3 separate regions of the Mus musculus genome follow, and regions 2 and 3 are each linked to region 1. A link is a loop called in an ENCODE intact Hi-C map of the cell type or tissue named here. Cell type or tissue: heart. All regions are shown on one strand.

Evidence for each region. Hi-C counts contacts between places; a loop is a spot of excess contacts. Peaks named below come from ENCODE experiments on the same cell type or tissue, not always from the same donor. Only the 100,000 strongest peaks of a DNase experiment are listed, where the experiment ranks them.
Region 2: a loop joins it to region 1, with 2.1 times the contacts of the local background. A loop is called at or near these places in 2 of 42 quality-filtered maps.
Region 3: a loop joins it to region 1, with 1.9 times the contacts of the local background. A loop is called at or near these places in 4 of 42 quality-filtered maps.

The regions. Positions count from the first base shown.
Region 1 is chr14:77,155,484-77,157,983 of GRCm38, reverse strand. It overlaps Enox1 (ecto-NOX disulfide-thiol exchanger 1), which reads right to left and starts at 1,221. Exons shown (of 19, transcript NM_172813.3): 1 at 942-1,221. In heart, a CTCF peak has its summit at 1,124; DNase peaks (open chromatin) are centred at 183 and 1,193; H3K4me3 peaks cover 2,165 bases; H3K27ac peaks cover 1,700 bases; H3K27me3 peaks cover 789 bases.
Region 2 is chr14:77,258,834-77,261,333 of GRCm38, reverse strand. The region is part of intron 1 of Enox1 (ecto-NOX disulfide-thiol exchanger 1); the gene reads right to left. Among named protein-coding and RNA genes, the nearest start is that of Enox1, 100 kb to the right of the region's middle. In heart, no CTCF peak of the experiment used is centred here; a DNase peak (open chromatin) is centred at 1,003.
Region 3 is chr14:77,342,812-77,345,311 of GRCm38, reverse strand. All of the region lies in intron 3 of Enox1 (ecto-NOX disulfide-thiol exchanger 1), which reads right to left. Among named protein-coding and RNA genes, the nearest start is that of Gm41217, 27 kb to the left of the region's middle. In heart, no CTCF peak of the experiment used is centred here; DNase peaks (open chromatin) are centred at 1,041 and 1,451; H3K27ac peaks cover 732 bases.

The DNA of each region.
Region 1 (2,500 bases):
TACACTGGGATGTGTATGCCATAGAGCTGGGTTTCCCCACCTGTCGACCCCACTTCCCCCATGTGCTCGCTGCGGGATGACAACCACAACACTCCAGAACCACCCCCTCCAAGGAGGCGGGGTTATGAGATCAACCAATCAGAGCCCGCGATCCCGGGTGTCCAACCTATGGGGTGGCCGTGGCCATGCAGGGGTAGGACATAGGGTGGTCCGGGAGGGGCCGCGTCCGTGGGAGGAGTGCACGTGTCCAGAGAGGCGGGGAACCCGCGGGCGTCCAGCTGCCGAGGCGCCGGCCGGGTGTCCAAGTCCGGCTGCCCAGTGCGGTCTTGGACTGGGAAAGGCAGGCGATCGCCCGCAGAGGAAGACCTGTCCTTGTGTCCAGTTCCCAGCGAGAAGGAAAGACACAAATAACAACAATAGTACCTCGCGCAGATCGGGCAGAGAGGAAAGTTTCTGGCCCGCGCCAGAGTAGAGAACGCCAAGGCAGGGAGATGCTATGCAAGACAGGAGGAGGACACTATGGGAAGAACGGAACAACCGGAGGGCTGCGCGGGCAGGACAGGGTCCCGGGTGCGGTCCCCGGGAGGCGAGCGGCGGGGTGCGCTGTCCAAGGTGCAGGGGAGGCGGTTGGTGCGTGGTAGGCGCGGAGCCCGAGCGGACTCTAGCCGGCCAGCGATAAAAAAGAGCGGAGTACATCTGTGTGGGGCGCTGAGCACCCCCGGCTCATAAAAGTGCGGGAGCCCGAGGAGCGTCGGGGAAGGGCGCAGGGGGCTCCCCCACACCGCTGCCTTCCAGCCTCACCTCCAGCTCCGCTCCCCTCCCCCCTCGCCCACTCCCCTCGGTGCCTTGTTCCCCGGCCACGACGGGGGCGGGACCGGGAACCCCCCATGGGCGGCGAGTCCCTACGCCCCGGGGATGCTGCGGGCCGCGGAGCCGCTTACCTGGGGCCGCGGTGCGGGGATTCGAGGCAAGCGAGCGCCGGGCGCGGCGCGGCTCCTCCTTGCCTCGGCGTCTCCTCCCGATCGCGCTTCTGCCGGACTCTGTCCAGGGCGCCGAGCAGCCAGACCCGGCTAGACTGCAGCCTCCGCTCGCGCCGCCGCTGCTGCCGCAGACAGAGGACGCCCCGTGGCGGCTGGAAGCCTGTGTGAGTAGCAGCGCCCGGGAGAGTGGGATCTGCTCAGGGGCGCTGGAGACTCCGCGGCTCGGGGCGCGCGGGCGTGCGCACGCGCGCCTGAGAGTGTGAGTGAGTGTGCGCGCGCGCGCCCAGGAGTGGGGGGAGTCGCGAGGGGCGGGGGAGCGAAGCGGAGAGATGCTCGTAGGGACCGAGGCAAAATTCGTCGCCCCCGGAAATCCGTAAAGCGGTGAAAGGATGGGCGGCCTGTCTGGCCCGAAGAAGCGACTGGCCCGGCGGAGAAACCAGATGAGAGGCGGCGTGGCGCGCTCGAGCTCCGGATCCCGGCCGATCTGGAGCCGGAGGAGCGCTCTGCCACTGATGCTGCACAAGTGGTGCCCACGGCCGAGGATCGCGCTATTCCCTCGGGGGAGGAGCTGAGGCGACTCGCTCGTGCCACTGCTGCCAGTTTGAATTTCTAGGCTGGACGTTCAGGGACTGGTCTTGGTACCCCATGGTTGCCATGGCGACCTTGAAGGCGCCAGGCAGGCGACCGGGGTGCGGGGGGGAACTCGGTGCGTGCAGTGGACTCCAGGATGCTGAGATGCACTGCTCAACCCGGCGCTGTCTAAGGTTGAGCCTGGGCACAGAGGTTTTACCCAGGGTATTAGGATGCCTCAGTGGTGGTTGGGATCGCTCCAGATGAAAATGTTACCTTTTTGTTCTCCTTGGAAGCCACTTTCCCTCAAAGTTAGCCACCTCCATATAGAAGTATTGGCCCTCTCTTTGTTAGGATTCTGCCAACTGTCCCGATACACAAGTAACTCAAAGCAAGCTGAGAACACCTTCATCACCGAGCGCTCTAACACCTTAGAGATTATGACTAAATCCCACTTATCTGTCCTATTCCTGAAAGGTACATCGAGCTGTTGGTATAGTTTTCCATGCTTACTTTAAATAAGCAGACTTTATTCACCCAAGAATTCCTTCCAGGAGTGTAAGGTCCGTGTTGCAGTTGTCATGCTCTTCTTGGCAGGAATCCTCAAGAGCGGGTTAGGGTTTGCACTTTTGCCTGCCCTCCAAGACTTGCACAGCGCCCCTGTACACTGTGTGTTCTCTATAAATGTTGAATGAATGACATTGTTTTCTAGCTTCACATATCCTGAAGGCAGAAACTCAGATGGTGGGAATGTCATTACCATCCCACTAGGCTTGCTTGATTTAAACGTATGCCAGTTCCCTGTGTGAAAGACTATTTTTCCCCTCGGGCTGCCAGGCCCCAGTGCAAAGAAGGAACATAGGAGAAGACTGACCCATTGTGCAAATTTACCAAAAGATTCACGAAAAGAGCACTCAGAAAGGAACTTGGTGGTATAATCTGCCTGAGCA
Region 2 (2,500 bases), 100 kb before region 1:
GCTCGGTCCTCATTGATAGTGCTAGTCCAGCCAGGACTACACATCAGACATGGCAAGACCCTGTCTCAGAAAGAGAAATAAAAACAGGATTGAGGAGATAGTGCACTCATTAAAATGCTGACTTTGTTGACTGGGACCCCCTGAGCCCCAGTGGAAAGCCTGGTGTGGTGGCATGCCCTTGGTATCTGAGAATTTAGCAGAGCTCAGAAGAATGCTTTGGGTTCAGTGGCCAATTAGTCTACTTGGTGAGTTCCAGGCCTCTGAGAGACTCGGTCTCAAAAGAAACAGTGAATGCCTCAAAGACAACTAAGATTGGCCCCCAGTTTACATACATGTATAAGTGCAAACACATACACACACAAACAGAAAAGAAAACACACTGAACACAAGCTGGATCTGGTGGCACAAACCTTTAACCCCAGCATCTGGGAGATGGAGACAAGAGGATCTGGGAGTGCCAGGCCAGGCTTCATGGTGAGGTCTGGGACAGCAGAGCTACCTATGGAGACCCTGTCTCAGAAAACAGAAACAAAAACAAAACCACTTGAACAGATTTTAGGAAAAGGACAACGGTCTCCGTTATAGTTATAGGAGAGACAGATTTAACCTAGAACGTGCTAATAGTGTAGGCTTGTTCAGTTCATTTTAAAGAAAGCAACCATTGGGGGGCGGGGGGATCCTGGAGAGCATGGACAGGTTTTTAAATCAAACCTGTATCTCTCACCTGCCAGGTGTTCCTCGGAAGCTCTGAGGACACCCACCTTACGGCACTCTGTAGTCTGAAAGGAAACACTGAGTGGGGGTGTCTCTGCCCCGTGAGTCATGTATTTTGTCCCTCTGTATGGGGTGTGTGTATCTGTTTTCCTGTTGATTTGTTGATTCGTATGATTCTCTCTGCAGCTTTCCACCCATATTTTCCAATAACTCCTCATTATAGTCACACCCTCACAGAGGGACAACTGTTACTGGTTCCCACAAGAACGGGGCTGAGAAGACTCCAAGAAGAGGGCCCAGGGGACAGGAATTTGAGAAGCCTGGCCAGTTGCACACTGACCTCTTGTCTAGATTAGAATCGTCATTCTTCAGGGCTAAACATGAAGCACTCGTGTAAATGAGGAGAGTTATTCAATCTCCTCTCTCACTGATGGGCTTAACCAAATGCTTTTATGAGAATTGGTGTTTGCCCTGACATGAGAGAAGCCATCAGGTGGCCACCCTCAGAAACTGCTCTTAGGGTTTCAAGCCAAGAATCTCTATCCATGTCATTATTTCCTTGTATTTCTGCCCTGTAGAAACTGCTACACTGCTGGGGCACATAGTGTTTCCAATTCTACCTTCTTCCAACATTAAAATGTCCTTTCTCCTTTTGGCAGAGTGATGGATTGGCAGAGGCAGTGCCAGAATAGCAGCCGGTGAGAGTGAAGGTTAACTGGAACTAACCCAGACCAGCACTGGGTCCAACCTAAAGAGCCTGAACCTTGGGAAGTATTAAGTCAGTGTCAGAGAGGGTGCGGCTGTGAGGCCTGGAGAGCAATCAAGCACACAAACGAGAATGGTGGAAAGAAAGCAGAGCAGAGACCAAAAAAGGAGGATCCAAGATGGAAGGCCATGCACCGCCATGGGGCATCTCAAAGTGACTTTGCGGTTCTGTTGGGAAGAAAAGGATTCAGGGTGCCAAGGCAGCTACCACTGGCAATGGAAAGAGCTGGGTGGTCATGAACAGGGAAAATGTTTACTCCTCTTCATCCTTTACAGTGAAAACCACCTCCCTCTAGAACCCTGTCTCTTTCTTCCCTTCAGTTTGAGGCCACACTGAATGTCCTGTTATCTTTGCGTGGCACTTGGTACTATGAAGACACCATTTCATAGTGTGAAGAACCTATATAAAGTTGCACATACTAACTCTCTTGCCAAAAGCACCATTTACCTCCTTTGCCTTTCCATTCTCACAATCAGGCATAAGTACTATTAGGTACATATAGAGAGAAAGAGATTCACGATGCACAAATTGTACAGTGCCCCACGAGGGAAGGAATTGCATTCTTTTTGAGGGTCTGTGCTTTCCTAGGTGCACCTGTTTTGTTCTTGCTTTGTAAATTGATGCTCTTTCATTTATAGTGGTTCAATTTGTGATGGTGTCAAACCATATACAGTGATGCATCTGAATATTCAGTGCATTTTGATGTCCTGTGGGGCTGGTAATGTGTGGGCTGAGCATCAGTAGAACGTCCTGACTCCCAGCCAGGGAGGAGACAGGCAGGGTAGACAGCCCATTCACTGAGGAGTGCCATCATTAAGATACGACTTCAGTGGGTAGGAGGCATAGGAAATGCTTTTTGGATTCAAATATTTTTCAACTCACTGTAGGTATTGCATGGCATAACCTGGCCACCATTTGCGGAGAACTCGTCCTGTGGCTTTCACTCTCTGCACTTCTCTAAGTCAGGACCGACAAGGCAATACAACAGGATGTCTGCTAAGATGCTTAGCTGTACCCTCA
Region 3 (2,500 bases), 190 kb before region 1:
ACTGTGCTAGAGATGGATCTCAGAGCCGAGCACATGCTACAGATGTGCACGCTTGGCCACTGAGCAGCTCTATCTCCAGCAACTCAATTCTTCACAATGATGATAATGAGTGGAATACCAAATAGTGGCACATGGTCACTGTGATCACAGTGGCCAAATGTCACCTCTTCAGAAAGGCATCCTTGTTGAAAGGACCACCCAAAAGGTACCATCCAGCCAGCTTGTCTTTCTGCTTTCTGGTCATTACCCATCTGTGCCTTCTGCCTTATCTGGGTACTTGTTCTGGTTCCCTCTCTCTCTGCAGGAGGACATTTGGCATGTTCTGGCCACAGCTTTATGTGCAATACCTATGTGTGCCATGCCTTAGAAGGCAACTTTGTTAAGTTAATGATGCACAAGAAATTCAGGTTATCAAGTCTGGCTTCATTTTGGCTGTCATTTTCTCCTTTTTTGTTTTCGAAAAGTTTTTCCAGATTCCGTAGAGTTAAGGCAGCACACAAGGCCAGAGATAATAGGAGATAGGAATTCTCGTTTCACAGTCTAGTTATAGTTATAGACGAGGAGTGGTGGCTTAACAGATTATAAGAATTTCTATCTTGAAGAGAAACAACTGGCCTTGGGAATAAGTTATCTGTACCCAGAAATGCTCAATGGAGACAATTTTATATTTTCCTGGAGATATTGCAAAGAAGATTCATGCATCAGAAAGCCACTTTATTTCCTGACCTTTAATATCCCCCTTCGAATTCTTCCAGCCTGAAGCTCCTATGACCATGAAAATACTATACACTGAGGCCAGAACACACACCAACACGGTCAGATGTAAACTGAGAGTCTTTTAGCCTCCAGTACCCGGCAGATGCCTGTTTACTGCTTTCATATCAGGGCAAAGTCTTCCTGCTGGCCTTCACTACAGGGACCTACGTTTCTGTCTTCCAAAGGGAACAGAGTAAATCAATGGTAGATGAAAGTGGGAACTGGACAGCCACTGTAGTACACTGAGCTCCATAGAGACAGTACTGGGGCAAGCAAGAGCTGGATAGCCACTTGGCTACTCTGTGCCTCGCACAGGAAAACCAACTCCATGTCAACAGAGCCCAGATCCTAACAAGCTGTGAAGCAACAATGTCATCATGTGAATTCTTTGTGCAAACTCGCTGGGAGGAGCATGAGAAACATCCGGATGCTTCCATCAGCTTCTTGGTAGGGGGAGGGGGGGGGAGTCTAAGAAGCGCTCTGAGAAGTGGGTGACCCGTCTGCAGAAGAAAGGGGCATGGAAAAAGCTGACAAGGCTTCTTATGAAAGAGAAATAAAACCCTACATCTCCTAAAGGGGAGGCCAAAAGGAAAGCGCAAGGACCACGAAGCACACAGAGGCCTCCTTCAGTTTTCTTCCTGTTCTGTTCTGAGTCACACCCCCAGAACAAAACCGAAGTACTTCCTTATCCATTGGTGACGTTGCAAAGATACTGGGAGCGATGTGGGGCAGCTCCACTGCAGAGAACAAGCAGCCCTGTGAGGAGGCTGCTGAGCTGAAGTAAAGAGGAAAGGGTATTGCTGCCTAGAGAACCAGAGGAAAACCGGATGCAGACAAAAAAAAAAAAAAAAAAAAAAAGCAGGTCTTCAGGGCTGGAAGAGCAAGAAAACCAAACAAACAAAGAAGGAAGAAGAGGATGAAGAAGATGAGGGAGGCGATGAGTACGCTGGTTCTAGTATGGGGTTCTTCTTTTCTATAAAGCATTTCAGCCCCCTGTACATGATTCACTCCTTTGTCCTTTTAAGGAAAAAACACTGAAATGTAAGGATGTGCAAGATTTGTTTTAAATCCGTACATTTTCGTCATTGTCTTCTTCCTCCTGCTCCTCTTCCATCTCCTCCTCCTAGTACAGTTAATAAACTACTGAATGTGTCTTCAGCTAGCCCTAATAAAGTTGCCTAGGACAGTCTTGGGGTTGTAAATCGGTATGGAAATTTAAAGCAGGTTCTTGTTGGTGCACAGCACACAATTTAATTATGTATGAGAACACTAGTTTTGTTTTTGTTTTTTTTAACCTTCAGTTGTTTCTGATGCAGCTTATATGAAAATAACCAATGTTCTGTTAACAAAATGCCACCCTGTGGTTGCAAAAAACAAAACAAAACAAAACAAAAAGGAAAATAGAAAAAGAAAAAAAGCAGCTGTTTTGTTGACATTCTGAATGGTTCTAAGTTAGTGCTTTCTTTTTTAAATTAAAAGAGAAAGGAAGGAAGGAGGGAGGGAGGGAGAAAGGCAGGCAGGCAGGCGCTGGAGGAATGTCTCATTAGAGGACTGGTTGCTCTTCCAGAGGACCCAAGTTCAATTCCCAGCACCCACATGCAGATCACAGCTACAACTCCAATTCTAGGGGACCTGACATCCTCATACAGACATACATGCAGGCAAAAACACCAATGCATGTGAAATAAAATGAATATGTTTTTTTTTAAGGAAAGAAAGGAAATACTTGAGTCCTGGAACAAGG